Regions from separate parts of the Mus musculus genome. Here region 2 is linked to region 1. Evidence: chromatin loops called from intact Hi-C (ENCODE). Cell type or tissue: left cerebral cortex. All regions are shown on one strand. Each heading gives the region's core, and the rest is flanking DNA. Links, peaks and the distances in the headings are about the cores only.

Region 1 (16,029 bases), core at 6,523-11,522:
GGGCTTTTATTTGTTGGGAGGTTTTTAATGACTTCTTTTATTTCCTTGTGTGATGTGGGCCTATTTAGATTGTTTACCTGCTCTTGATTTAACTTTGGTATGTGAAATCTCTAGAAAACCATCCATTTCATCTAGAGTTTCCAGCTTTGTTGAGTATAGGCTTTTATAGTAGGATCTGGTGATTTTTTAATTTCCCTGTTTCTGTTGTTATGTCTCCCTTTTCATTTCTGATTTTTATTAATGTGGATACTGCCTCTTGGCCCTTTAGCTAGTTTGGCTAGGGGTTTATCTCTCTTGTTGATTCTTTCAAAGAGCCAGCTTTTGGTTTTGCTGATTCTTTGTATTGTTTTCTTTGTTTCTATTTGGTTAATTTCGACCCTGAGTTTGACTATTTCCTGCCTTCTACTCCTCTTGGGTGAGTTTGCTTCTTTTTGTTCTAGGGCTCTCAAGTGTGCTGTTAAGTTGTTAGTGTAAGATCTCTCCAGTTTCTTTACCAGGCAAATGGATGGAATTAGCTTGAGTGAGGCAACTCAGACCCAAAAGGACATGCATGGTATGTACTTACCAGTAAGTGGATATTAGGCAAAAAAGAACAAAAAACAAAAAACCATATAGAATACACAAGATACAGTCCACAGAGTTCAAAAGGCTCAACAAGCTGAAGTGCTCAAGGGAGGACACATCAGTCCCACTTACAAAGGGAGAAGAAAGCAATCACAAGTGGAGAGGGAGGGAGGGACTTGGGAGAGAAAGTGGATGGGATGTGGGGGGAGTGGGAGATAGAGGGGAACCTGATCTGGTATTGGGTGAGGAAAAAAGGACTGAAGCCCTGAGGGCCAGCAGAAAGAATGTAAACAGGCAACCTCAGGAAATAGGAGGTTTGGGAGACCTCCTAGAATGCACCAGAGACCTAGGAGATGTGAGACTCCCAGGACTCACTGGGAGGGACCTTGGATGAAATGCTGGACTGGGAGAGGGGACTTATAGAGCCCACCTCCAGCAGGAAGACAGGACATCAAGTGAGGGATGGGGTTGCTATCCCATAGTCACATCTCTGACCCATAATTGTTCTGTCTGAAAAAATTACAGGGATGGAAATGGAGAGGAGCCTGAGGAAAAGAAGGTCCAGAGACAGGCCCAAAGTGGGATCCAGTTCAAGGGGAGGTCCCAAGGTCTGACACTATTACTGAGGCTATGGAGTGCTTACAAAAAGGGACATATCATGGTTGCCCTCTAAAAGATCCAACAAGCAGCTGAAGGAGTTAGATGCAGTTATTTGAACCCAACCAATGGACAGATGCAGCTGACCCCTGTTTTTGAATTAAGGAATGCTGAAAGAAGCTGAGGAGAAGGGTGATCCTGTAGGAGGACCAGCAGTCTTAATTAACCTGGACCTCTGAGATATTTCAAACACTGGACCACCAAACAGACAGCATACACCAGCTGATATGAGGCCCCCAACACACATACAGTAGAGGACTTCCAGGTCTGTGTTCATTCAGAGATGATGCACCTAACCCCTCAAGAGACTGGAGACCCCAGGGAGTTTAGAGGTCAGGTGAGGTGGGGCATGGGGTGGGGAGGAGGGGTAGGATGTGGAGCAGTGGAGAGATGGGTGGGAAGGGGCAGGGAATGGAATATGGAGTGTAAAAAATGAATTACAAATAAAAGTAAATTAAGAAAAATAAAAGAGGGGATGGGGGGAACAGGGTGGAGTGGGGATCAGGTGTGGGGAAAGCCAGGGTGAGAGGCCAAGAGAGTGAATGGGAATCAGTGGCTGAAGGGGTGCATCTCCATGACCTTCCAGAGACCTAGAATGGGGAAGGCTACCAGGAGTTTGTGAGGGTGACACTAGCTGAGGCTTCTAGCAGTGGGGAATATGGAGCCTGAAGTGGCCATCTCCTGTAGCTAGGTAGTACTCCCAGTGGAGGGATAAGGACACCAAGCCACTCACAAAAACTTCGATCCAAAATCTGTCTGGCCTACAAGAAGTTCAGGGATAATGATGGAGCAGAGACTGAGGGAATGAGCAACCAATGATGGATCCAACTTGGCATTGGGCCCATCCCATGAGTAAGAACTAACTGGAGCAGGGACTGCCCCTGACTCTGTTGCTTGCTTATTTCTCTAATTGGGCTGCCTTGTTTGGCCTCAGTGGGGGAGGATGCAACTTGTCCTGCAGAGACTTAAAATGCCAGGGTGGGCTGGAACCCAGGGAATCCTCCACCTACTCAGAGAAGGAAGGGGGATGGGGGCGGGACAGTGACGGGGCAGGGACAGGGAATGGAGGGGTGGCTGAGATCAGATGTAAAGTTAATAAATAAATAATAAATAAATAAATGGAAAAGATAAATGAGAAAAAACAAAACAAAAATTAGGCTGCAATCCAAATTCTAAAAATTATTATATCACAAGTAATTATATAAAATATTCACAGCATGAAAACCTCATTATCTGTAGCGGAAAGACCTATCTTACACAAATTAGCAAAACATTTAAGTTATGCCCTATATTCTGTACCCTATTTCTTCCTAATTAAACTAACACCTATTATTTATTCAATTTGCCTGCTTCCTAGAAATTGAATAGCGGATAAAACATATGATTTCTGCATCAAACCGACCTGGTCTGCATCCTGCATCTGCACCTCATTAATATGGTGACCTTGAGGACTCTAGATTTCATGGCTTCAGTTCCCTGATCTGTAAAATAAAAATAGATGTTTCATGCTGTCATGTGAGAGTTAATTTGAATAATGTATGAAACTGCTTAGCTCAGTGTAAGTGCAGAGAAAATGAGTTCAAAAACAAATGGTATTTTGTCAGTTACTGTTCTGTTGTTGTGTTAAAATACCATGATCCTTTGCACTCTTCTATTTGCAACATATAGAAGCAAACACACACACACACACACACACACACACACACACACACACACACACACAGTGCATCCACTGGCGCTGCCAAGATTGTGAGCAAAGTCATCCCAGAACTGAGATGGGAACTTGTTGGCATGAGCTTTCACATACCTACTTCCATCTTGTCTGTGGAAATCTCAAACATTTTATCTTTTAATTTATTGATGAGTGTTTGACTGGGTTTGTCATATCAGAAAAGCCTAACTGAGCCGGGCATGGTGGCACACGCCTTTAATCCCAGCACTCGGGAGGCAGAGGCAGGCGGAGTTCTGAGTTCAAGACCAGCCTGGTGTACACTATAGAGAAACCCTGTCTCAAAAAAAACAAAACCAAAACCAAAAAAAAAAAAGAAGAAAAGAAAAGCCTAACTGACACACCATCTCAGGCCAAAACCAGCACTAGACCACAACAGGAAAAATCCTGATGAGAGCACACCAATTACAGATGTCTTGAGTGTCTTTCTCTAGTTGAACTTGAAAGTGTATGATGGCAGTGAAGAAGCTGTAACTTCTTTTCTGTCATCAAAAGACCAGCCCTAGTCCTGGTAGACATGTTTGCCAAATAGTCCTTGAATGATATGGAGTGTATTAAATTCCCCAAGTCGGCTACAGCACCTTTCTTCTTGTCTAAAGGTAAAGGGAAATACTTTGACTTTTGCTGTTAGGAAGAATCACAGAATATTTATACTTTGTCAAAAAAAAACCTCTCCTTAATTTTTTTTCTTACTCTATCCAACATGTTTGGTATATGAGGTTGGTGGTCAGCTGGTGACAAGAACCAATGTTATGCTGCAAGTCTTTGCAAGTCTTACTTCTCACTGTGAACTCTGTCTCCATTACTCGGCTCAGACCCCAGCCAAAATTGAGTCCCAAATAGTTCCATGATAAAGCAAAGGCTTGTATCATAAGTTTATAGGACCCCTGACAGCCATCACTTTTTTAGATTCGTTTGAGAAGTAGACGCTAAAATAGAAATAAGAAACAATGTGTTGTCTTCTTGCTGTTTTTAGATGGGTATTGCTCCCTTATGCACCTCTATTCAAGGACCCAGTAACCTCTATAATGCAGAGCCTACAATTCTACTTTCAATGGTTATACTATTTACTATCTCCATAACATTGTTTATGGCAGACATATCTTCTACATTTGGATTCCAAAAGCAACAAAGGTCTGATTCTCCTTCTATGTCACAAGCTGATCCTGCTCAACTTTCTTTCTTCAATTTACCTTGTCTTCATAACAGCTTACTATTTTTAAAATCTTTATTTACCATAACTATGTATGTTCACTGCACACACAGGGATGGCAGAGGATAACATGTAACTTGTGGAGTATGTTCTCATGTGGGTTCCAGCAATGAGTTTGCAGAGCACATTCTTTTACCTACTTAGCCTTCCCTCTGGCTCCTATAATCTATAGTCTCAGTACCTGCTTATCTAATCCAGTCACACGGTATTATTTTTGTTTTATGTGTGTGGGTTTCAATATTCTCTCTATACTAATGATTCTTAAGTGTAGCTCTTATACCCCATCTTTCCCTCTTGACCGGCATAGGTGGTTGCCTGCTCAACTTCTCTATGTGGTATTTCACAATTATTTCAGAAGTAATGTATCAGATACAACTCAGTCTGCTTCCATTAAAAGCACTGGACCTTTTTGCTACATTACATCACATTGGACTTCTGCTCACAGCAACTTCCTGGTATTCAGGCTCTTATAATCTTCCCAGTCCCTCTTTGGCAATGTTCCCTGAGACCTGAGGTAAAACCCTTGTGATGTAAAATGTACCCCTTGGAGCTAGGATCACCATCATCCATTGATTTCTGTGTTGTATCCAGTGATCGCTTTCTGTGATGGTCTCCATTTTCTGTAAAGAGAAGCTTGTTTGATGAGGGGTGGGAGCTATACTTATCTGTGGGTATAAGGACAAGACTTCAAATGTAGTTAGGAATTGCGATGGTAAAACAAAGTGAAAGTGATTGATTCTTTTCTAAGTTCTATGAGTCATTTTTAATACACTGGCTAACCATTAAAAAGGAAGTTCCTCTTTCCTAGTGCTGGGATTTCGTTAGCCTATGGTTCTTGTAGGGAATATTGTCATCCCAAGAGATATAAACTTCCATGTGTGTGTGTGTGTGTGTGTGTATGTGTGTGTGTGTGTGTGTGCGCGCGCGCGCACGCTTGTAAGTATTACATATAAAATAATATGGTTCCTTAAAGCTGTATCAAATAATCCCAGTATTTAACTTTTCTTCTTCCTCCCTAGTTGGAACTCCCTCCTGCTTTTCCAGTGTCCATTCATCTATTGAAAGACATTTAGCTTTTTCCTATTTCCTACCTATTATGAAAAGGACGGTAAACACTGCTGAGCAAGTATCTGTGGAGTAGGATGTCAAGTTAGAAGAAAAAGATAGGCAGTACCCTAAAAGATGCAAGTGTAGGGAAAAAATCCTGAATAGTATACCATTCGCCCAGGAACTAATGCCAATGCTTGATAAGTAGGATCTCATAAAATCATAAAATCTTCTGTATAGGCAAGGAAACAGTCAAGGGAAGAAGAAAGCCACAGAGTGGGAAGGAACCTTTGCCAGCTATGTACCCAACAGAGGACTAATACAGAGTATATAAATAACTCAAAGGGCAGAGTCAATAAAACAAATGACCTAATTAAAATGGGCTATGGATCTGAACAGAGAGTTCTCAAAAGCATAAATAAAAATAACTGAGAAATACATCAAAAAGTGTTCAGCATCATTAGCACTTAGGGAAATGAAAATTAAAACAATTTTGAAATCTCATCCTATCCCAGTCAAAATGGCTAATATCAGCAAAACAACAGACAACAAACACTGCTAAGGATGAAGAGAAAGGAAATCTTTACTCAGTGTTGGTGGGAAAGCAAACTTGTGTAGCAATTCTGAAAATCAGTATGGAGAATCCTTAGTGCAGGTACCAGGGCTGGAGCAGGGACTAAGGGAATGGCCAAACAATAACCTAGCCAACTTGAGACCCATCCCATTGGCAAGCACCTGACACTATCAATGATACTCTGTTATGCTTGCTGAAGACATGGCTGTCTTCTGAGAGGTTCCACCTATCAGCTGACTCAGACAAATCCAGACACCCACAGACAAACCACAGATAGAGATTAGGGACTCTTAAGGAAGAATAGAAGGAAGGATTGTGGGGCCTGAGAGCCTAAACCACCAACCAAAGAACATACATGGGCTGGACCTAGGCCTCCCCACTCACATGCTCATATGTAGCAGATGCGCAGCTTGACCTTTCATATGATTTCAGAACAACTGGAACAGGGGCTCTCCCAAAAGCTGCTGTCTGTACCATGGGATCTGTTCTTCTAGCTGGGCTGACTTGTCTGGCTCAGTGGAAGAGGAAGCACCTAGCTCACAGAGACTTGAAGTAACAGGGTGAGGAATGGCAATCGGGGACTCCCACCAGCTCAAAGGAGAAAGGGATGTGGAGATGGGGGAAGAGATGTGTGATGGGGTGACCAGGAGGGGGACAGTAAGCACAATGTAAAGTAAATAAGTAAAAAAAATAAATTAAAATTTTTGAATATATATTGTATTCTTTGATGAAGCACCAAAATAAAATTTATTACAAATTTAAAAAGCTAAATCTATCATATGATATGATTATACCACTCCTTAGCATATGCCCAAATGACTAGGTATTCTTAAAAATAACTTTAAAATATTTTTAAATGTATTGTCTGAGAAGTTCATACATATATACAAAGCATTTTGATAATATCTATCCTCAACTTGTTCCCTCCAATGCCTTTCCACACCTTCCATGCAGATAGCTTCCTACAATTAACTCAATGAGTACATTTAGGGCTTCTGCCTGCGTGTTCAGAGTGTGAGGTCATCTACTGGAGCATGGGCAAATTACTATTGGCTCTATCCCAAAGTAAGGTGATTATCCCTCCCCCGGGAGCCATTAACTGCCAATAGTGCCTCAGGTAGGAGTGAGGACTTTCAAGGCCGTCACCAGATCCGTGCTAGCACGTTTGATTTTAAACAGGAATAGTGCAAGTAAGCATAGCTGTTGTTAGTTCTGTGTCCAGTAGTCATGCCATGTCCAAAGAGAAGATTTTAATTGTTTTAAGAAGTCTCCCTCACTACAGAATTGTTGGCGTATCCACTTCTCTTAACTATAGGCTTGATTTTCCTCAAATGGGTTTGAAAGAAACTGATCTTACCTGAAGTTTTTCAAATTACATATTAGATTGATTTCTTCACATACAATCCTAAACTGTTCATTTTTTTAATTTAAAATTGACAGTATTATTTTTTTCTTCAAAACTTCTTTTTAAATTTTATTTATTCTTCTCTTATATATTACATCCTAACTTCTTGCATATATTATATCCTCACTCCTCTTCTCCCAGTCCCTCCCCTGGTCCTCTCTTCCTCAGAGCCACTCCTCCTCCACTTTCCTGCAGAAAAGAGGAGGCCTCCTAGGGATATCAATGGAACATTGCATAACTGGGCACAAGCCCTCATATTGAGTCTGGACAAAGTAACCCAGCAAGAGGAAAAGGGTCTCAGGAGCCGGCAAAAGAGTCAGAAACAGCACTACTCCCACGTTAGGAATCTCACGAGAATGCAACCATAATGCATATGCATAGGACCTAGTTCACCTCCATACCAGCTCCCCGATTGTCCCTTCAGTCTCCGTGTGCCCTGTGAGACTGATTCTCTAGGCCATGTTCTTGCCATATCCTTGACTCTTCTGGCTCCTACAATCTTTCCTCTCCCTATTCCATAGGATTCTCTGATCTTTGCCTAATTTTTGGCTGTGGGTCACTGCATCTGTCCCCATCAGGTGCTGGATCAAGTCTGTCTGATGATGATTGGGCTAGGCTCTAGTATATGAGTATAGCAGAACTAATTAGGTACCATTTCATTTACTTATTTTCCCCAGTCATTTTTAATTCTATCCCATGTCTCTGTGCTGTCCAGTCTCTGGTTTCTGGCCACCCAGGCAGTGTGCCAGGATCCTTTAATACAGAAAGACGAGTGAAATTTAAGCATAATAACTTCCTTGTTCTGTTTCACTAGATAGGCCAAAGGTTTTCCAGTCTCCTTTGAAACAGATTGACTGTTATGCAATGTTAGGTTCTTCAGAGGCAGAGCTTGAGAAGAAAATCTGTGGGCAAGTAAGATTTTGAGGAAATATTGGAGGTGTATAAGTTACCAGACAAAGGTTTAATCTTCAGAAAAATGTCTTATGGGTAGCTCCAGCTTGATCCAGCAAGGGAACTCTGAGACATGAGGTAAACCTCAGAATTGTCTGCATCTGTGAGAAGGGAACTGAGGTCAACATTTCCACATGAGGTGGTTTATATCTTCATACATAGATGTATACTGTAGTATATATACATATACAGATACAGTTGTTTTATATCTCCATACATACATATACACTGTAATATCTTCATATCTGTCTCTCTAATAGATAGATTAGAGAAAGAAAGAGAGAGAGAGAGAGAGAGAGAGAGAGAGAGAGAGAGAGAGAGAGAGAGAGATTTATTATGTCTCCAGGTGACTTTGTGTAACTTATTTTCTCACATGACATGATATCTGCTTTATTCAATTTTTCTTCTTTTGGGTCGAGAAATTCATCCAACCTAATATTATTATTATTAATTATTATTATTATTATTATTATTAATTTTATGTATATAAGTACATTGGAGCTGTGTTCAGACACACCAGAAGAGGGCATCGGATCCCATTACAGATGGTTGTGAGGCACTATGTTGTTGCTGGGAATTGTATTCAGGACCTCTGGAAGAAAGGTCAGTGTTCCTAACTGCTGAACCATCTCTCCAGCCCTCATCCAACTTTTTAATTCAGTAATAGAAGATAATCCAAAATTTTGGAAATTTGTTTTTCTTTTCACAAGAGTTTTAATGTAACTTCAATTTTCTTTCAAGGTTTATGTTATCAATATCATTTAGGATACATATATATATATACATATATATATGAAAATTTTCAAATGAGTAATACAAAATATTTAACTGATTTTTTAAGGATTTTGCATTTACGTTTTTTCATTGCTAATTTTGAAATTTTCATTGCTAACACTGGATATCAGTTCTGAAGCATGTATACATTTCAAAATATTTCTAAGAAGTCCCAAAACATCATAATTTACAAAACAGCTATAAGAAAGCCTATGAGTGAATGTGTTCTTGGGAGCTGCAGAACTCACCAGTGACTGGGCCCTGGAAAGGAAGAACCAGAATACGCCACAGCTGGAGACAATAAAGGTTTCCATCTTTTCTATAGAATACATCTCAGACATGCAGCAAGTGACATTTTACACATGCCCTGGGGATATTTTTACTGAACGCTAATTTCCTGTGAACCCGGGAGGATCTCCAGTCTTAACTCAGCTTGGCAGATCCCCAGGAGAAGGCTGAGTCAGCAAACAGCTTAAGCTTCTGTTGGTTCTTAAATCTTTACCAGCACAGGGAACTGGCTGCTCTGCATGTTACTATGCTTCTTAGAAGAAGCATATGACAAGGCAAAAAGCAATGGTGGTAAAAACAAAATAGCCTTGCTAGGCTGTACTATAAATTGTGAATTTTTTACTGACCAATCAACTTGGTCTTAATTTTTGTGGATTTATATTCCTATTTAATTAACTGAACATTCATACATTTAATTATTGGAATAACCATATTGACAAGCAGTTTCTCTTAGTTTACATTAAAATAGAGGTTCTCAACCTGTGGGTTGGGAAGTCACATATTAGGCAGCCAACATCTCAGATATTTACATTACAATTCATAAAAGTAGCAAAATTGCAGTCATTATGTAGAAATGAAATAAATCTATGGTTGTGGGTCACCATGGCATGAGGCACTTAATTAACGGTCTCAGCATTAGGTAGGTTGAGAACCACTACATTAAAGAATAATTGAAGTTGTAGGCTACTAATAGCTTTTAAAGTGAGGCTATTTGTGAAAAGAAGAATGTGTATAGACCTGATGTTTAGTTTAGAAACCCGGTAACCTCAAGGAAGAAAAATATTACATTATATTCATATAATGATCCACAGTTGTTTCAATTACTGCAGAGATCAATGTATCAACTCTATATCCACATGGGTTCAGTTCTCCAAATTCTTTAATGGGAGAGAAGGCCTCATAACTGCAGAGAAAATCTTGACTGTTCTAAAGACAAAACTCCTAGGGACATCATCAGTTTTCTAAAAGGAAGAATTCACTCACGATGGTAACCATTTAACAGGTTGTACTAGACACCTATCTGCAATGCAGCCAGGAAGCTTTGGCAATACTGCGGTTAAACCACACAGCAGGGTCTGCACACTGAGCCTTTTCACTTGGGTCAACACATATCACAAATGTATAAAATAAGTGTGAGAATTGACATAGATAACCTGTAACTGATACACCTTTTGTTTGTATGAGTATCATTAAAATACCTTAAGGGATTTTAGTGGGATTAAGTTCTCTCAAAGCCTTTTGCTTTCTGTTCTCAGAAGAAGAGTGAGTAGAGGCAAATGCCACGAATGTTTGCATATTTTATTATAGTGTTAATACTGAGGAAAGACAGTGCGTACTTATAGTGTGCAAGAATTTGGTTCAATTAAGCTCCAAATTGTAGGCAAGTAAGTAAGCTATAAAAAATTCTTCTCAGATATTAATTGTTCTATTACTCATTTTCCAGGAATGATAATGTGCTGTTTGTGTTTGTATCTTAATCTGTAGAAAATCATTAAGCTATGAGTAGTTTCACTAGCTGAAACTAGGAAATGAAAAATATTTTGTGGCATTTGGTAGTAATTTATCAGTACATAGGAAGACACTGGTAATAGAATTGTAGATGTTTATATATTTGTTAAAGTGATTTGCAAATTTGATTGTTTTCACTTAAAAAATTACAGTGCAGAGGAGATAGTTCATTCAATCGAGTACTCACTTCATAGGTATGCATGAGGAACCCAAAATTCAAATGAAAAAGAAAAGTGAGGCATAGGGCACACATTTGTAATCTCAATCTTAGGCAGGAGAAAGGTGGATTCCTTCGGTTCGCAACCATTGGTATGGTCTGCTTTGTGAGTTCTAGGCCAACGAGAGAGTTTCTTTCAAAAGCAAAAGGTAGGCAGCCATCAGAGGAATAACACTTGATAGTGTCCTCTGACTTCCATATGCATTTTAACACAAACACATCATATTACATACAGACAGGCAGACAGGCAGACAGATACAAACACATGATAGAAGATAGATAGATAGATAGATAGATAGATAGATAGATAGATAGATAGATAGATAGATAGATAGGTAGATAGATAGATAGATAGGTAGATAGATAGATAGATGATTGTCTGGCAAGGTAAGGCTAAAGCAGTTATTGCCTGATGGTCTAAAGTTGATCTTCAGGACCTACATGGTAGAAGGAGAGAACTGCTTTTCACACTTTCACAAGTTGTTTCCTAACATCCACCAGACATCTACATGTGCACCACAATGTGACTACCTACAAACACAAAACCACACATACATATATACAAACAATTTTTAATTTACAGATTATGTTAATTTTTAACTTCTAGTAATTTAGATAAACGATACATCTGTACTGTCTTAGGGTTTCTTGGTTGTGATAAAAACACCAAGACCAAAAGCAACTTGGGGATGGAAGGGCTTATTTCATCTTACAATTTGTTCTCTATCATGCAGGAAAGTCAGACCAGGAACTAAAGGAAAGAATCTGGAGGTAGGAACTGATACAGGGGCCATGGAAAAATGTTACTCATTGGTTTGTTTTTCATAGTTTGCTCAGTCTCCTTTTGAATAGCACGCAGGACCAACAGCCCAGGGTAGTACCACCCAAAGTGGGATGGGTCCTCCCATATCAATGATCAATCAAGAAGATGCCTCACATGCTAGCTTAAAGGGCAAATCTGCTGAAGCATTTTCTCAATTGAGATTCCCTCTTCTAAAATGACTCTAGCTGTGTCAACTTGACATAAAGCTAAGCCAGCAAAGCCACCACGTTTTTTTTTTGCTGTGAGATACAGTTGGGGTCAAAAATCTCTCAATAAAGTTTTATATAGCTGGGATACTAATTAGACTCTTTAACTTCAGGTAAGCCTGAACATAATTATCAAGGTAGGAAGAGAAGTCAGACTGGATTAGTTCATTCCAAAAATAACTATTAATGTAGCAAGAACCAATTATTGAATATATTTTGCAAACCACCCCAAAGACGAACTTCTTCTATAGCTATGCAGAAAATCTGTCTAGGGTGTACTCAGAGTCAAAAGTTTGTTTTTAGAAGACATTGCATCACTGCTTGCTACAGTTGCACCTTAAGTGTGGTCAAAGGTCTATATAACATGGTCTTCAGCATGATACAGGTAGGAGGTAGTAAAATGTTTAAGCATTAGGACCTTGTAGGTATTTAGATTATTGGATGGCCTTGAGGAAGACAGTGAGATCCAGGCTCTTCTCTTCCCTTTGATTCCCTGGCTATGAGGTGAATAGCCTTTTCCTACTGCTTACGACCCTCCGTGATTATGTGGCTTCATCACCAGAAATGTAAAGGCAACAAAGACACTCTCAGTAATGGACTTAAATTTCTAGAATTTTAAGGCAAACAAAACCTTTTATCTTTGTAAATTGAATATCTTGGGTATTTATTATAGTTAGGAAAAACTAAGGATCATATTACTCTTTCCTTATCTCTAATGTGGATGATCAACCAAAGTCATCACTGGAGACAAATAAATAACAAGTGTTTCTTTTTTTTTTTTTTTTTTTTTTTGGTTTTGCGAGACAGGGTTTCTCTGTATAGCACTGGCTGTCCTGGAACTCACTCGGTAGACCAGGCTGGCCTCGAACTCAGAAATCCACCTGCCTCTGCCTCCCGAGTGCTGGGATTAAAGGCGTGTGCCACCACGCCCGGCTACAAGTGTTTCTTATTTGAGATACAGAACCAATGATAAAATATAGAAGGATTGCACCCAGATTCACCTTGGTGTACAAATAAGTTTATTGAAGTTACTTATACTTATACCTTTTACTTATAAGATTACTTATAGGAAAAGGAGCAAGACAAAGGCAGCTATATCCTATCAATATGGATAGCTACTCACAAAACCCGGAACCCTTGGCACAATCTGCATGACATGTAGACAAATCTTGTGGTCAGAACATTTCTACTGGTGTCTGGGATGATCTGAAAATTTCCTCCTCATAAATTTGTTTACTACTTCGGTAACCTCATGGAGAGTTTCCCATTGTTTTGCTAGTTTCAGGAACTTTCTTCCTGAGTCACAAATCCTTTCTGTCTCTTTACAAGAGGGAATGTTTCTGAGTCTTGTAACTTCTGAGCCTTAGGGAGCTTTCCTCCATAGTTGAATGTTTAAACCCCTAAATTTGCTACATAATACTATGAAGGTCATATTTTTTTTTTACCTTCTGCCATGAACAATGAGTTTTAAGTATCTTCTTTTAAAAGGAAACAAAGAAGACAAAAAGTCTATCCTTAACCTATTATTGGCTGTACTACCCCATTAGCAAACATGAATTAAGGTGGGAAATTTAGGCTGTAAAAATAATAGAAACAGTAGCAATAATTATAAATCCAAGTTATTAAGTTCAGCTGTATGCCAGGGTTTGGATATATAATTAAATAGCAAATGTGTAAGGAACAATTAACATGCAATATTGATGAATAAGAAAACTGCTCAAGTAATACAAAGTCAGCCATCTGGTCACAAACTACCTTTGAAACCAGAATTTGAGCCTAAACTCAATATCAAAATAAAATCCCATTGCCTCATTCTCAGACATTTACATAAAACAGGGGGGTCCTTAACAAAAAGTAAATCTTTAGATAAAGACCATCCAGCCAAGCAATTTTCAAACTCAAGTCTCTATGTAGAAACCACTGAGAGGCTTGTTAAATACAAGTTCTGCTTTTATAGTGCTGTATGAGACTGAATACTGTGTTTCACTCCTACAGCCACTTGCTTCTAACATAGATGGTATATCAAAACATCTTCTTACTTCACATTTCTGTGTTCAAGATGGCTGTGTTCAGATTCCTGAAACGTATTTGAAAATGGCTTCATTTAGATTATGATTTAAATGTTCTGGAAAATTTTTTTGTTGTTCTCGTTGTTGTTGTTATAGTTGGCAGAGTGAAGATATAAAAGGTGATGAAAGTTTATCAGGTATGCAAACATTTTGAGAAAAGCCTATACTTTAGATTTTTGTTCGCTATAATTTTAAACATAAGGATCACTAGATAATTAATGGAGCTTACCAACAAAAAAAAAAGAATATATCTCAAGACCTATTTGATGACATGCCATGAATCTATAATTATGACTTTAAAGTATAAATTATTTTATCTCTACTCAGAGATATACTAGCATGTAAGAAATTACAAATTTGGGCAAGAGAAATGGCTCAGAAGCTAATAGCATATATTGCTTCTTAAGGGTGTTCCTCAGCATCCATGTTAAAAAACACACAATTATCTGTCACTCCAACTCCAATTGATCTCAGGCCCTCTTCTGGTTTCCACAGGTACCTGCATATATGTGGCATATCCTCATGCAGACACATACAGACACACACACACAAATAAGTGTAAAGAAAAAGAGAATGAAATAACTAGTTTGATTTGTTTATTCCTCTCTCTCAAACACTGCCTCATTTCATGTGGCCGTGGCTGGCATCTAGACCCTTGGGTGTTGAGGTAAATCTTCACTCAAATAGGCCCCAGCAATGAAAGCATGACTTAGTTAATATGAATACATGCTGTGCACCTAGACTGGGCAGATCTACTGCTACACTACCGTCTTCCACATCTATGAGACTCCTTAGAACTTGCCATTTCTCCAGGCCATGTGCTTTAGCTCTGCTTTTCTTCTTCTTCCTTCTCCTCTGTGTTCTCTCCCTCCCCTTCTGCTCCACCTTCCCTTTTATCTGCCCAATCATCAGCTCTCCTTTATTTTACAAATTAAGGTGGGAAGCAGGTTTATAGGAAATCACCTGAGTGCTGACTCATTCCTTGTTCACAACCACTCACAGGAGAACAGAATTGACATCAAATATAATTAGCCCCAGGACTATCCACAACACTTGGGATTATGATTTTGGCTGTGAGCTACTGTACCAACCTCAGATTTATTAGTTTATACTTCCTAAAACTCACTGCCTCACCCTGAGAAACATCTCTTCTGGCTAAAGCATTTTAGACAATTTTCTCTAGAATCTACTGCAATGCAGCCTGTTCTTGGCAAAAAGCAAAGGTAATTCATTTTTGGCCTCAGAAACTCTTTTTAAAAATTGTATCAAGAATAAGTTGAAGAAATAAAGGCTGTGATACATCAAAATGAAAGTGCTTATTAGAAATAGGAGTCAAATGGCATAAACAGATGAGAATGAAACAAATTCCTTAGGCAAACTGGGCTCCACTCTGCTAATGATTCTAACTAGAAGTGAACCATTGCTTTTAAACATTCTCATCACATGGTCACAAACAAAAATAGGCTCTGGAAGCAGTATTCCTAGTCAAATCACATCTTACATTTATTTTAATCCCTTAAGTAATTTCTCAGGAGATTTTTGAACCAGTGTTGTTTAAAAAATCAGATCCACCTCCTCTTTCTTTGTGTGTCTGCCAATTTCTAAGTAGCTTTCTAATGCTAAGCTTAATTGATAGGATCCCAGAAAGCCCTGTGGTGGGGTAATGTTCTTTTCTAACATATTGCAGACATGCCTCGCTCTTGTGCCTTTCTGTTTCACCCTTCCTCTTTCCTGAGGGCTTTTTATTTGCATGCGTTCTCTTGTCTGTTCATCAGAAGACCAACTTGAGAATATAATAAGATTAAATTTTACAAACTTTGTTACGGATAGTGTTGGGAAAATATTAATTTCATCCTTTTCACCCTTGGTTCATTGACTCTGTTCCTTTCCCCACCCTACATACAAACCAGTCATTTACAAAATTAGGATACAAACAAATCATTTCAAAAATTATCATATACTATGTTTTAAATAACCAGGTTTTATGCACATTCCTTGACCTA
Region 2 (16,029 bases), core at 5,104-10,103, 300 kb after region 1:
CGCTGGTCCACCCTGCTGGGTCTTCTCATGATCATAAGACCACCATTTCAGGCTTCGAGAGCAGAGAGTGTGTCTTGCGCAGGTGCTGTGAGAGCTTGGTTGACCCCCGGCTGCTGCTGGTTGTCCTTTGCCATGATACAATACGCTTTGCCGCAGGCTGATGATGCTGTGTGAACTCTTCTTGATCTATCCCCTCCCTCCTCATCGCCAGTGTTTGCCAGTCACATTGCTAATACATGTATTATTTTGTTTTTATGTTTTGGGACAGCAATCCATATGCTTTTCTTTTCAGACCCTAGAGCTGGATTTTCGCATACACAGGCTTAAATGATAGGTTCGCTTTTGTTTGCAGCCGCAAAGTGTTTTGTTTTTATGCTTCTACAAATGCTGGTTTGGTTTCCTTCAGAGACCCTGTTGGTGCTCCTCTTGTCGTTGTCTCTCCACGGCAGCCAACCCCTTTATCATGCCTGTGTCGCTTGAGTTTCCATTCATCAAGCCTTCATTACAAGTTTAAAATATTTTGTTGCTCTCATTACAACGGGACACACAAATCTATCAGATCATAACACCATCTTCAAGAGAGTCACTGTCAAATTGTCTCCAGGTGACACATAGCTCTAGTGACCACAGGAAAAAATTTAAAATATAACTGGGACTCCAGAAACTCTTGCATTGGCATATCAATAAAATCAAGAGCACATCATTTATTTGATGCAAAGATTATCTGGGGCAAATACTAGCCACTGTGTTGCTAGCTGGCCATGTTCTAGGAATGAAATCAGGGCCCTGGGGATATTATGAGAGTTGACTCTTTAAAAATGTCTTGCTCTTATGATTTCCCATTTTAATCTAGAAGCCATGCTGGGAATTAAAATTTTAGATTGCGTGCATACTGGCTCATCACTTCTTAGGCCATGTATATAAAATTGACATCAAATATTTACTTTAATCTCTGCTATCTTCTAAAATTTTTATAGCAGCGACTTTTAGTTTGTCCATATGAATCCTTCTAATTTTTCATCAAGTACATAAAACTGAAATATTTGTATCATTATGTATTTATTGGCATTTCCCCTATGGCTTGCCAGTGAGAAAGTTTGCACTATTCAGGAAATATCCTTCATATACATATTCTAGTACCCTATTTATCTACTTCCTTAATGTAAATTAATTTCAACTTTTATTAATGAAATGAAGATGCTTCTTCATTTTCCAAGTAATTATGCACTATACACTGTTTAGAAGTGACTAAGATAAACAAAAAGAATAAGTAGCCTAAGGCCAACTCTTTCTATAACTCATTTAGAACAGGACTTCACTCAGTGCTAGGACATACAGATTCCAGTCCTGACATTCCCTTGTCATTTTTCAGTGGGCAGCATGCTTGCATGGTCCATAGCTTCCCTCTTACCTTCCCATTCATTTCCTATCTGTAAATATGATTTTAAGCTAAGTGCCTGAAAGCTGTTGCCTATTATCTGATTTGAAAATCAACTCGATTACTTCAGATTTACTTACAGCCTCGAAGATGGAATTCCCTGAGCAGGAGAAATTTCCTTCCTCATTCGCTGAGCCTTTAGACAAGGGAGAAATGGAGTTTAAGATGCCAAGTAAGCCTGGTGAAGACTTTGAACATGCTGCCTTAGTTCCTGACACAAGTAAAACTCCTCAGGATAAAAAGGATCTCCAAGGCATGGAAGGAGAAAAGTTGCCTCCAGTTCCATTTGCGCAGACTTTCGGTACCAACCTGGAAGACAGAAAACAGAGCACAGAACCAAGCATAGTGATGCCTAGCATTGGCCTCTCGGCAGAGCCCCCAGCTCCAAAAGAGCCAAAAGACTGGTTCATTGAAATGCCCACGGAATCAAAGAAGGATGAATGGGGTTTAGCTGCCCCAATATCTCCTGGCCCCTTGACACCCATGAGGGAAAAAGATGTGCTAGAGGATATCCCAAGATGGGAAGGGAAGCAGTTTGACTCTCCCATGCCAAGCCCCTTCCATGGTGGAAGTTTCACTCTTCCCTTAGACACTATGAAGAATGAGAGAGTCTCAGAAGGACCACGACCCTTTGCCCCTGTCTTCTTCCAATCAGATGACAAAGTGTCTCTGCAGGACCCCAGTGCTCTAGCTACTTCCAAAGAGAGTTCTAAAGATGAGGAGCCACTGAAAGATAAAGCAGACAAAGTGGCAGATGTTTCCATCTCAGAAGTTACCACTTTACTGGGAAATGTTCATAGTCCAGTTGTGGAAGGCTATGTTGGGGAGAACATTTCAGGAGAAGTAAAGGTTACCACAGATCAAGAGAAAAAGGAGACTTCTGCACCCAGTGTACAGGAACCTACACTCACTGAAACTGAACCACAGACAAAGCTTGATGAGAAATCAACTGTTTCTATCGAAGAAGCTGTGGCAAAAAAAGAGGAATCCTTTAAACTAAGAGATGATAAAACAGGTGTAATTCAGACTTCCACCGAGCAGTCTTTCTCCAAGGAAGACCAGAAAGGCCAAGAACACACGATTGATGAGTTAAAACAAGACTCCTTCCCTATAAGTCTGGAACAAGCAGTTACAGATGCAGCCATGACCTCCAAGACCTTGGGAAAAGTTACATCTGAGCCAGAGGCAGTAAGTGAAAGGAGAGAAATCCAGGGACTTTTTGAAGAGAAAACAGCTGACAAAAATAAGCTTGAAGGCGCTGGATCTGCGACAATAGCCGAGGTTGAGATGCCGTTTTATGAAGATAAATCAGGGATGTCTAAGTACTTTGAAACATCTGCATTGAAAGAAGACATGACGAGAAGCACTGAGTTGGGCAGTGATTACTATGAGCTGAGTGACTCCAGAGGAAGTGCCCAGGAATCTCTTGATACTATATCTCCTAAGAACCAACATGATGAAAAGGAACTTCAGGCAAAAGCATCCCAGCCTAGTCCTCCAGCACAGGAAGCAGGGTACAGCACTCTTGCTCAGAGTTATACACCCGATCATCCATCCGAGTTACCTGAAGAACCAAGTTCTCCTCAAGAGAGAATGTTCACTATTGACCCCAAAGTTTATGGAGAGAAAAGGGACCTTCATAGTAAGAATAAGGACGATCTGACACTTAGTCGAAGCTTAGGGCTTGGTGGAAGGTCTGCAATAGAACAAAGAAGCATGTCTATCAACTTGCCTATGTCTTGCCTTGATTCCATTGCCCTTGGGTTTAACTTTGGCCGGGGCCATGATCTTTCCCCTCTGGCTTCTGATATTCTAACCAACACTAGTGGAAGCATGGATGAAGGAGATGATTACCTGCCCCCCACCACACCTGCAGTGGAGAAGATGCCTTGCTTTCCTATAGAGAGCAAAGAGGAAGAAGATAAAGCAGAGCAAGCAAAAGTGACTGGAGGGCAAACTATCCAAGTTGAAACATCCTCAGAGTCACCCTTTCCAGCCAAAGAATATTACAAAAATGGTACTGTCATGGCCCCTGACCTGCCCGAGATGCTAGATCTGGCAGGAACCAGGTCCAGATTAGCTTCTGTGAGTGCAGATGCTGAGGTTGCCAGGAGGAAATCAGTCCCATCAGAGGCTATGCTTGCAGAGAGTAGTACCAGTTTGCCACCTGTCGCTGATGAAAGCCCAGTCACTGTAAAACCAGATAGTCAACTTGAAGACATGGGATACTGTGTGTTCAACAAGTACACAGTCCCTCTCCCATCACCAGTTCAAGACAGTGAGAATTTGTCAGGAGAGAGTGGTTCATTTTATGAAGGAACCGATGACAAAGTCCGTAGAGATTTGGCCACCGACCTTTCACTAATTGAAGTAAAACTTGCAGCTGCTGGAAGAGTCAAAGATGAGTTCACTGCTGAGAAAGAGGCATCTCCACCCACTTCTGCTGACAAATCAAGACTGAGTAGGGAGTTTGACCATGACAGGAAAGCTAATGACAAGCTGGATACTGTCCTAGAAAAGAGTGAAGAGCATATTGATTCAAAAGAACATGCCAAGGAGTCAGAAGAGATGGGGGGTAAAGTAGAGCTCTTTGGATTAGGTATAACTTATGATCAAGCCTCCACCAAAGAACTGATAACAACTAAGGATACATCACCTGAGAAAACAGAGAAAGGTCTCAGTTCAGTGCCAGAGGTAGCTGAGGTCGAGCCAACCACAAAAGCTGATCAAGGTCTAGATTTTGCTGCAACGAAAGCTGAGCCAAGTCAGTTAGATATAAAAGTCAGTGACTTTGGACAGATGGCTTCTGGGATGAATGTAGATGCTGGGAAAGCCATAGAGCTTAAGTTTGAGGTTGCTCAGGAGCTGACGCTCTCATCCGAAGCACCTCAAGAAGCAGATTCCTTCATGGGTGTTGAGTCCGGCCACATCAAGGAAGGTGGCAAAGTCAATGAAACAGAAGTCAAGGAAAAGGTGACAAAGCCTGATTTGGTGCATCAGGAGGCTGTAGACAAAGAAGAGTCCTATGAGTCTAGCGGTGAGCATGAAAGCCTCACTATGGAGTCTCTGAAGCCTGATGAGGGCAAGAAAGAAACATCTCCAGAGACATCACTGATCCAAGATGAAGTTGCCCTCAAGCTGTCTGTAGAAATCCCTTGCCCGCCTCCAGTTTCCGAAGCTGATTTATCCACGGATGAGAAGGGTGAGGTCCAGATGGAATTCATTCAGCTGCCAAAGGAAGAGAGCACAGAGACTCCGGATATACCTGCCATACCTTCTGATGTCACCCAGCCACAGCCTGAAGCCATTGTGTCCGAACCAGCAGAGGTCCCAAGTGAGGAAGAAGAGATAGAAGCTGGGGGAGAGTATGACAAACTGCTCTTCCGCTCAGATACCCTCCAGATCTCCGACCTGCTTGTTTCAGAAAGTAGGGAGGAGTTTGTGGAGACCTGCCCAGGTGAGCTCAAAGGTGTGGTTGAGTCTGTGGTGACCATTGAGGATGATTTTATCACTGTAGTACAAACCACAACTGATGAGGGGGAGTCGGGGTCCCACAGTGTGCGCTTCGCAGCTCCAGCTCAGCCGGAGGAAGAAAGGAGACCACGCCCTCACGATGAAGAGCTTGAAATAGAGATGGCAGCAGAAGCCCAGGCAGAACCCAAGGATGGCTCTCCAGATGCTCCAGCTACCCCTGAGAAAGAAGAGGTTGCGTTCTCAGAATATAAAACAGAAACTTACGACGATTACAAAGACGAGACCACCATTGATGACTCCATTATGGACGCCGACAGCCTGTGGGTGGACACTCAAGGTGTGCCTCTTTTTCAATCTTCTCCCAAATAAGACCCAGTAGCCTAGTGGGGAATTTGGTTTTCACTTTAAACATTTAAAGAATATGTATAATAGTCTCTATTTACTTTACATTGTGTTAAGTATGTGAAGGGTTTTATACATCTGTCACTAATGATCTCACTCTTCTTGTTGCCATGGTTTGCTTTGATCCGCAGATGATGATAGAAGCATCTTGACAGAGCAGTTAGAAACTATTCCTAAAGAGGAGAGAGCTGAGAAGGATGCTCGGAGACCGTCTCTCGAGAAACATAGAAAAGAAAAGCCTTTTAAAACCGGGAGAGGCAGAATTTCCACTCCTGAAAGAAAAGTAGCTAAAAAGGAACCTAGCACGGTCTCCAGGGATGAAGTGAGAAGGAAAAAAGGTTCATTTAACAATCACTTCTTTTAAAATGTGCGGTGTTTTTTTTTAAATTAATTTGTTATTGCTCTTTTGACAAAGCAACTTGCCTAACTAGTTACTTATAAAAATCTTGTTCATTTTTTCATTCCAAGTGTTTGCTTTCTTTCCTGATGGTATGCTTTTTTGTGTTTTCTTATTCATAGCAGTTTATAAGAAGGCTGAACTTGCTAAAAAATCAGAAGTTCAGGCCCACTCTCCTTCCAGGAAACTCATTTTAAAACCTGCTATCAAATACACTAGACCAACTCATCTCTCCTGTGTTAAGCGGAAAACCACAGGTGACTGTTTAATTCTGCGATGTGGCTGGCAAACATAGATGTGTATTTTTTTTTAAGTCTCATTACTGTAGAAGCTTCTTCATTTTGTTTTACTTCCAAATCTCAGCAATCATGAACAGTTTCGCTATTAAGTGTCTTGTATCATTATTCTTTTTTTTTTCCCTCCCTGCAGAAGAGGTCATGACCATCTGTTTCTTTGTCATACTCAGACATAGCAGTGCGTGATTGTATCTTGGCATTGTGCTCTATTGTCACGTTCTGGGGATCCCTATTTTCATTCTGTGTGTTTGGTTAGACGATGGCGATGAATTTAACCGTGGTATGCATTCTCATTATTTTGCTTATTTATCTCCTCCATGCTTAAATCCATGTATATTTGTCCTATTTTCTCTATTTTTACTGCCAAATCTGTTACTGATGTTGACTTTACTGAGACCATGTATACTGACTTAGACTTTGGAATTGAGAACCCCCCACCCCCGAAATAAGACTAATTTTCAAGATTATTTCTCTTTAGATGGAAAGAAAGAAGAACAAAGAAACTGATGTCTATACTATCAGATTTTATTCATCATGTTCAAAGGGAACACCTTTTCAATCTCCTGTACTTCATCTTTGAGATTTTCTTAAAGATGTCCATCCCAGCTGCCAAATGTTCTTATATAATTCAATGTGCAGAAATCTAAGTTAAAACTCCACTCCCTTATGACTGAATTAAGTTAGACATAGATATGTTTTCTATAATTCTAGTGCTGGGGAGGCAGAGGAAAGTGAATCTTTAGGTCGATCTCCAGTGTGAGTCCAGCCTGGGCTATTCTGAGAGACCTGGACTACATATGAGGAGGGGAAAGACTTGTTTTGCCTTCTAATTATTTCTGTCTCTCCCAAATTTACACAACCATAAGCTTAAAGATCTAATAGAAGAAAAGAATAAAACGTGGGAGAAATCATTAGGAAAGGAGCTGTAGCAATGGCTTTATTTTTATAAACACTTACTCTTCTTACAAAGGACTTGAGTTTGGTTCCTGTCACCCACATGTCAGTCCACAATATCTATGACTCCAATTTCGAAGAATTCAACCTCATCTTCGGGCCTCTCTGTGCACTGTACATATCTTGTACACTTACATTAGGCAAAATACCCACGCACATAAAATAGAAATCTTTTTTAAAGAATTCACAATAGAAATCTATATAGCTCTATACTTTACTTTGAAATTTCACTGTAGAGTATCAGGATATTTACTTTGTGTGCCAAATTATGCTATGATAATCTTAATTTTAAATTTTCTTAGTGTCTATGTGGATACTCTTGTAGTCTACAAAAATATCAGAAAGAAATTGTTCTTTTTAATTATTCATTACAAATGGCTTCATATAAAGTTTTGAGTCACTTTAAAGATTAGAAATGATATCATTGACCTTACTGAGAAAAAAATCAGAGACATTGATCTTCTAGAACAACCACCAAAAGTCTCTATTATTTTTGTTTGTTTGTTTAGATTTTATACCTGGGGCTTGGGCTTGGGGGTTCTATGCTTTTTGAGACAAAGTATTTGTACATATCCTAGGTCAGCCTTGAATTCATGATCCTCCTGCCTTAGCCTCCCCAATGTTTGGATTGTAAGCATGAGCACCATGCTTGGCCAGAATTTCAAGTATCATGTGTTTGTGACCTACATATAGAAACCATATGGCATACTTTATGCAAGAACAGTACCCCAGCCAAGATTTTAATTTGGAAAACTCTTCTATACACAAACCTTGAGAAAGACTCAGGGTACAGAGCACTTCAAAGTTAGAAATCAGGAGTTAACATATAACTCCAACTGTTGTATCTTGATTAGCTAAGTAGGTCATGATTTTAGAAATTCTATTTTACTCAGACAAATGCTTTGAGAAATATATTCTCTTGGATTGAACATTAAGAAATCTGTGTTCTACCTGAAAAGCTAAAAATGCTGTTAGAGTTGTGCAATATCAGAGGTAATATAAAATAGTTTGTAAGTCATTCATATGACATGCTTGCATGTTATTGACACTCACTTTACCATACTAAAAGCCAACCCTCCCTCTTTATGTTTATTCTTTAAATGATTTTTAAAATTTCAGGCTAACTAGAGTATCCCCTTATTCTAGTCAAATACCAAGAGAAGCCAGCAGGAAAACCATACAAAGTACAGATGTTATTGAACTAAAGCAAACTACAAATACACATTGCAGGAACTTTAGATATGTCATAGAGTCAATGACATCATTTTCACTGCTACGGTAGGATCTGAAAAGTCCTCCTAGCCAGTCCTTATACAATAGACACACTATAGGCAGCCATTTTCTTGATATAACAACTCACATAGCATAGGACCTTTTTTATCAGAACTACTCTGAGGGCTTATAAGGATTTTTTTCATGACGATTTCTCTATAAATAAATAAATAGTAAACGTACAAGCTAGAATATTTTACTTCTGAGGACAGCAGTCAAATACTGCTATTTTTAAACACAAAGGATTATCAGTTCAGGTAAGTCATCTACACAGAATGTAGGGTGGGATGGAATTTAAAATTGAGACCAGAAGCAAACAACAGCATCAAGAGAAACAGCAGTAACAGATGCAGTAATTGTGTCATACAGGAAGTGCATGCATAGAACACATTTTTTACTTATTGAACTTAAAATCTCTCATTCTCTGTCCCTGAGAAGTTGTTCTTGTTCCCTTCTTATGGTACAATTTCACTTCAGACAAGTATGTCAATCATAGTGCAAAATGAAGAGGTGTACAGGCAAAGGGTTTGCTGGTCATGACAGCCTGGGAGGTAAAATGTAGACGGATCTATAAGTTAGCCAGTGGCTTCTAGAAGAGGAGGCTTGGACATTTCTGTATCATTCCAACCCCAAAACCAATCATATTCCTTTCCTTTAACTAAGCAGCATTTGCTTTGATGTTCTGTGACTTTTGATCTAAAGATTCTATGTGTTTATGGTGGATACTCAGAAGTAAGTGCCTTGGTGACCCATAGGAAAAAGAGTGTGTGCACTGTACTCTCTTGCACTTCAGTAGACAATAGTCTGTATTAATTTGCACATGCTATAGTTGGAGCCACATAATGCATTACTGTTACCCAAGTTCCTTTGGCTACTGAACTTGAGCCTCAAAAGCAAGAGAATTGTATTTTGCCTTAGTCTTATGAGATAGTAGAACACCCAAGTATCAGAAAATGCATTTCTGTGAGTTTCGGACGCTAAGTTGTTCTTTTCTTTTCAACAGCAGCAAGTGGTGACTTGGCTCAGGCTCCTGGTGCTTTTAAACAGGCGAAGGATAAAGTCACTGTGAGTAAAGCAAGTTTGTTCTTCTCTTTCATTCAACTTTTGGTATTCGTTCAATGTCTTGCAAAGTGTAGATATTATGTAGATAATTGTATTTCTTTTTAAATGTCCATTTTAACCTGTTTGTAGCATCCAAGCCAAAACTGACATCATCTAGAATGATGGATGAGGGTAGTTGGGGAGGACACAACTGGATTTGCTCTGTTACCAAGATAACATACAGAAAACTGCACAATGAGTTGCCAAAAATGGGGAGGAAAAATTCACTTAGATTTTTTATAGAACATACTTTAGCTTTTATAATTAATATACTATTTTACATTTTCATTATAAGTCTAAATGAAACTATGTAAATGAGTGAGAAGTAATATTAGCTATAATCATTTTACTAAAGATGGCTACAGTTACCATTTTGATTTTTAAAGTCTTTATTTTTCTCCCTCCTTATAGGTTGACTAACAAAAAATGAAGATAGTGTATATTGATGTTTAACATAATAGTGAGCATTCTTAGTGACCATTTTAATGACAATGTGGCATTGCACTGGGTGGTCATGATATTTGGATCTCTATTGTGTATTTCTCATTTTTAAAAAAATATATTATTTTTTCATGTCTGAATCCTGAATATTTCTATCTATGTCATCTCTTATTTCTTTATCTTAATTTTCTAAAACTTCCTGTATAATAATTTAGTTGAGAAAATTAAACATAGTAATTTCCCTCTTTATAGGTTTAGTAACAAAAAAGAAAACATTGTATATATTTTTTAATTTAGTAGTAATCATTACTAATAACCATTTTAATGACAACATGACATTCTACTATGTTTTAAAAAGACAAAACCAACATGAAGTATTTTTGCTCTTTTTATGAATGGAAAAAAAGCAATTAAAGTCTACTAATGAAGTTCTAAATTTACAATGAACAATTTGAATGATTTCAATAAGTAGCTTAGAGACAAGTTTGGCAACCTTACAACCCTATATGACATTTAAATCATAATTCTTAGCTTATCAAACATGGTAGTTCCACTTTTCTATTACTATAGGCAGTGTTTTGTTTCTAATATTGACCAAACTTTGGTAACTGTCTCAAACTGAGGGTGTTTATTTGATAAGGAGAAGTAATTCAGTAGTTACAAATTAGACAGATTTGTTGAAAATACTAAGTAATAAAGCTTTTGGTTGTATTAGTGATTTATGAAAAACAATTTTGTAAATTCCTTCCATCTCCATTCTTGTTTAAAAACTAAACACCACAATTCATTTTTGATACTGTCACTTCAAGATAAAAGCTCAGAACAACTCAGACACTATAAATTCTAAGTAATGAAACAGAAAGTTTTATTAGTATATTAAAGTTGGTGCATCAAAAAAAATTGCCAGGAAAAATGACCAGAGTACTGTTGCATAATTAAAATGAACCTACTGTCTTTATTTTCCCTAATCAGGATGGAATAAGCAAGAGCCCAGAGAAACGTTCTTCCCTCCCAAGACCTTCCTCCATCCTCCCTCCTCGCAGGGGTGTATCAGGAGACAGGGAGGAGAACTCTTTCTCTCTGAATAGCTCCATCTCTTCAGCACGACGGACCACCAGTAGGTCATCCTACTTTGTTTCCCTTTAATCCTTTAAGTGAAAAAGAAGCTTACTTAAATTTGTAGTGTTTAAGTAAAATAAGCCTGTATTTAGAAGATAGTATCTTTATAGATAAATATTAGAAAATCTAGATAGTAGATTGTTCCAAAAAATGCTTTGTGGCAAGAGAGTTGATGGCACAAATGGCAATAGAGTGTCTTCATATCTACTGAGTTCAAGATAGCCTGTTTTAGAAAGATGTTTTTCTCTTGACTCAAACTTAAAACAAATAAATTATGAAAATAAATTATGAAAATTGCCGGGTGTGGTGGCACACGCCTTTAATCCCAGCACTCGGTAGGCAGAGGCAGGTGGATTTCTGAGTTTGAGGCCAGCCTGGTCTACAAAGTGAGTTCCAGGACAGCCAGGGCTATACAGAGAAACCCTGTCTCGAAAAACCATAAAAGGAAAGAAAGAAAGAAAGAAAGAAAGAGAGAGAGAGAGAGAGAGAGAGAGAGAGAGAGAGAGAGAGAGAGAGAGAGAGAGAGAGGGGGGAAAAAGGAGAAAAAAGAAAAGAGAAAGAAAAGAAAGAAAGAAAATCACCCATTGAGTTGCTTTACATATCTCTACACCATTAAGTCTTACTACAATAACATATCTTAAAATCTAAGTGGAAAACCTAAAACCCAAGGCTAGAGAGAAAGTTCAGTAGGGAAAGTACTTCTACAAAACCATGACCGCCTGAATTGGGCTCTCTAGCTCGAGTGTAAAACTGGGCATGGTGCTGGACATCTGCAGCTCAACCCTGATCAGACAGGAGTATCTCTGAACTCAGTGGCCAGAAACTTAGCCAATCTATGAGCCCCAAGTTCAGTAAGAGACCCTGATTCACACTATAGGTGAAGAACAATAAAGACACTTGATACTGACCTCTAGCTTGTACACACACAACATATTCGTACATGTACACACATGAGAGAAAAATGAAGTTTCTACTTAATTTCTTTTTTAAAATGTTATGCCAAATGACCTTTAACGTGATGTGTCCTGTACACTATCTTTTATCCCTTTTGTTTACTGGCCCATAGTGGACTGATTCACAATTATAGCAACCTGTGTGATCTGTGTAATGTTCAGTTATTACACTGTAGATTACATTGCTGCTGAGACTGTCTAGCAGGTCCTGTATCAAATTGTTATCCTTTTCCATTAAAATAGCTACCATGGTTAGCACATATTAGATATAAGACCTTTAAGGCATCTTTTCTACCTGATTGAGTTAATAATTCTGCTGGTCATTTGTTAGCAGCTTCAATTCAAAGACAATAAAAACTAACCTAACAGACAGAGTAATAACATATCAAATACTGCACAGTGAAACCTGGTTAGATTTGGTCTTCAGTCCACTGGTGACGTCACAATTCTCCTTAACACCTTAACCTTGTCTTGGAAGAAACTGAATGCTGTATAAATGTTCTATAAAACTCCATGGAAAACCAGATCTCTGTAATCTAGGAACTACTATATAATGATGGAAATGGCCACGGTTGTCATATTGTAACTTATTTTTCCTTCAACATTTGCTTTCAGAGATTTAATAGTAATCTCCCTATTGAGATATAACTATCTGTATTAGTCAGGGTTTCTATTCCTGCACAAACATCATGACCAAAAAGCACTTGGGGAGGAAAGGGTTTATTCAGCTTACTCTTCCACATTGCTGTTCATCATCAAAGGAAGTCAGGACTGGAACTCAAACAGGTCAAGAAGCAGGAGCTGATGCAGAGGCCATGGAGGGATGTTCTTTACTGGCTTGCTTCCACTGGCTTGCTCAGCTTGCTATCTTATAGAACCCAAGACTACCAGCCCAGAGATGGTACCACCCACAAGGGGCCCTCCCCGCTTGATCACTAATTGAGAAAATGCCTTACAGCTGGATCTCATGGAGGCATTTCCCCAAATGATGCTCCTTTCTCTGTGATAACTCCAGCTATGTCAAGTTGACACAAAACTAGCCAGTACACTATCATACCTGACACTTAGTGGTTTGTCTACACTGAAAACATTATTGTCATTGTGGAAATTGTGCTTAGCATTGTTTAATTTGGGGCAATACTTGCATCCTTTGAAGTCTATGCTAAGAGGGCTTTGACACCTCAAAACTCTTTTGCTGGAGCAAGATTAAATTATTGTAACATATTAGCAAGGAGGATATTTATGAACCAGTAATCCCCAGGGAAGCAATTTTCCCCTCGCATATCAAGAGTTGGAACTGGATGTACACAAGAACCCAGAAGAGGGTAAGACAGAAAAAAGCATCAGTTCTCCCCAGTGGCATGTCTTCAACCATGCCTATATGTGTTTCTATGGAAACAAAATGGCACTTCCTAAATAAACTCACCTCTTTGAGCCTACCTGTTCTGCCCTTTAAGAGGTTTTTACTGTTCTGAGACAACACGGTTGTGATATTCTAGCTTTAATTTGTTTTATAGTCTATTGCCTTGTGTCAGATGATAGCAAGTATAACTGATATGTTGACATCTACAAATATTGGGTGTATTTTAGCGCCATACAGCAATAGCAAAACATACATGGACAATTAGAAGGGGAAGCATTTTGCTCTCTTCTGTTTGCCTACCATCTCCTTAGCTACACGCAGCAATGTCCTGGCATTTATACAAGCTTTGAAAAGAATTTTAGGGAAATAATCCCATTCAGGAATCTCATGAACTCTGACAGAATAGAGCATATGTAGTCCTGAATGCAGTAGAGATGGAGAGCTTGGTTCACTTAACTCAAGGTACAATAAAACCACTTATTACATGTGTTAGGTTGGTACTTTCTGAGCTCTCAGTACAAATGGACAGATTCACATTGAAGCTCCACAAGCAAAAACTATGGGAAGTAAATTCACAGTGTGTATTTACTGTCAGGTGTATATCTGAGTCTCAGAATGGATGCACTTTCAGGGAGAAATGAATGATCCATGTGCCATTCAGGAGTCTTCCCACAATCAGGGACCCACATAACACAATAAATGTATGCTGTTTCTAACTACAGGTCGTCCATATGACTCAACAATCATACAAACAGAAGAATCATTTCCAATGAGTCCCAGTAAGAACTATGAGACCAAATAGGAAAAATATACACGTTTTAAATTTGTATATTAACATATACTCAAAAATATCACCAGTTTATGAACCTAAAGGAAGGAAAAGAGGTTCTCACCTCTTTGAGCCTTATCGTGATCTTTTCTAAAAAGTTCTAAATGTATTTGAATTAAGAACTCTATGAGTACTAACTTTGTGTGGGAAGAAGACTACCTTAAGAATTTTTTAACGTTCTGATGTGATTTTCTTGTGTTGTGCGTGTGTGTGTGTGTGTGTGTGTGTGTGTGTGTGTGTGACCTATTCATTACCATAGGGTCAGAACCAATTCGCAGAGCAGGAAAAAGTGGCACCTCCACACCTACTACCCCTGGATCAACTGCAATCACCCCTGGAACTCCCCCAAGCTACTCTTCACGTACCCCAGGCACCCCGGGAACCCCGAGCTACCCCAGGACACCAGGAACCCCCAAATCTGGCATCCTGGTGCCCAGTGAGAAGAAAGTTGCCATCATCCGCACTCCTCCAAAGTCCCCAGCTACTCCTAAGCAGCTTCGGCTTATTAACCAACCACTGCCGGACCTGAAGAATGTCAAGTCCAAAATCGGATCAACTGACAACATCAAATACCAGCCTAAGGGGGGTCAGGTAAGAGCTCCATGAACTCGTACTTGGTATCAGATGAGCAATCCCACTCACGGTTAAGTTGCTTTTTGTGCATTATAATCTGGCCATCTTGCGCACAGGAGACAGAGATGTTTACAGGGTCATGGGTCACCACCATTCATTGCTGAGTCTGGATCTTGTCTGGAGAATCAAGCTTAGGAAATACATTGAAAATCACTTGATACATCATATCCTTTTGTGATCATTGGTTACTGGTGGGCTTAACCATATGTGCAAGGAACCTTTAATTGATTTCTGGAATGGGTCTCTGAAGTCGATTTGGATATATTAAAGTTAGCTTTGTGATCCTGGAAGAAAATGAAGCAAATACTGTTTAATAGTCTCATAGAATATTAATATGCTATGGGATGATTCAGCTTCATAGGCTTTTTAAATTATTCTTGACATAAAGAACAAACGGCGACTTGTACCTTTTGAACAAACTGTAATGCTCATTGGATTCCGGATTCCTCTGAAGCTCCATGCCTTTTGTGTCACTCCTCTACTTGTCTCTTACAATTTCCGCCTCTGACTCCTGATATCCTTCCTCCTTGCCAAGAAAATTCTATCTTAGGAGGTCTCAGAGAAAGCTCTTGCTGAAGTGTGAAGTCTTCGAGCATTCCTGTCCAGTGTCAATACCAAAACTTCCTGGTGCTTCATCTTTAGCAGCAACATTCATTGCTTTCCACATCATAATTCCGTTCCAGGAAGCCCAGGGGCTTAGGAAAAGGCAACCGATGAGCCGTGGGGGCAGGGCGCTATGAGATGCTTTAAGAATAGCTGTAATAGTGTGCTCACAGATACATTTTCACAGGAAGATGCTGTGAAAATGAGGTGTAAGAAAGCTTTACAGCCAGACACAAATATAACTGAAATTCTAGCAAATTTATTCTGTAATTTTTTTAAAAAAATCATCTCATTTTAAAATTTTATTTATTTATTTGTTTGTTTTTTGAGACAGGGTTTCTCTGTATAGCTGTGGCTGTCCTGGAGCTCACTCTGTAGACCAGGCTGGCCTCGAACTCAGAAATCTGCCTGCCTCTGCTTCCCAAGTGCTGGGATTAAAGGCGTGCGCCACCTCTGCCCAGCCTCATTATTCTTAAATTCATCAGTTTTCCCCATTTAATAGAAGAAAACCTTTGGGATCATCTAGAAAGAGCCATTTGTTGCATACTTAGTAATTATATATAAATAATTTAGAAGAGTAACTTAAGTAAAATCAGTTTAACATATCATTAACCTTAAATGGAAAATTCTTTGCCATGGCTTTTAAAAGGGAGATGTCTAAAACGGATTAGCCTGTTTTGAGACAAGGTTTTGCTGCAAAGCACAATTGGTCTTCTTTAACTAATGCCCCTACCTCAGCTCTCAACATTCTGAG

Evidence for each region. Peaks named below come from ENCODE experiments on the same cell type or tissue, not always from the same donor. Only the 100,000 strongest peaks of a DNase experiment are listed, where the experiment ranks them.
Region 2: it touches region 1 in a loop (4-fold over the local background); 7 of 42 quality-filtered maps call a loop at or near these places.

Annotation. Positions count from the first base shown.
Region 1 is chr1:66,106,173-66,122,201 of GRCm38, forward strand. No RefSeq gene overlaps it. Among named protein-coding and RNA genes, the nearest start is that of Gm51629, 120 kb to the right of the region's middle. In left cerebral cortex, for the core only: no CTCF peak of the experiment used is centred there; a DNase peak (open chromatin) is centred at 9,364.
Region 2 is chr1:66,410,899-66,426,927 of GRCm38, forward strand. It overlaps Map2 (microtubule-associated protein 2), which reads left to right. Exons shown (of 15, transcript NM_001310634.1): 7 at 1,509-5,249; 8 at 5,446-5,652; 9 at 5,834-5,968; 10 at 9,237-9,298; 11 at 10,748-10,892; 12 at 14,299-14,630. Among named protein-coding and RNA genes, the nearest start is that of Unc80, 49 kb to the right of the region's middle. In left cerebral cortex, for the core only: no CTCF peak of the experiment used is centred there; a DNase peak (open chromatin) is centred at 7,657.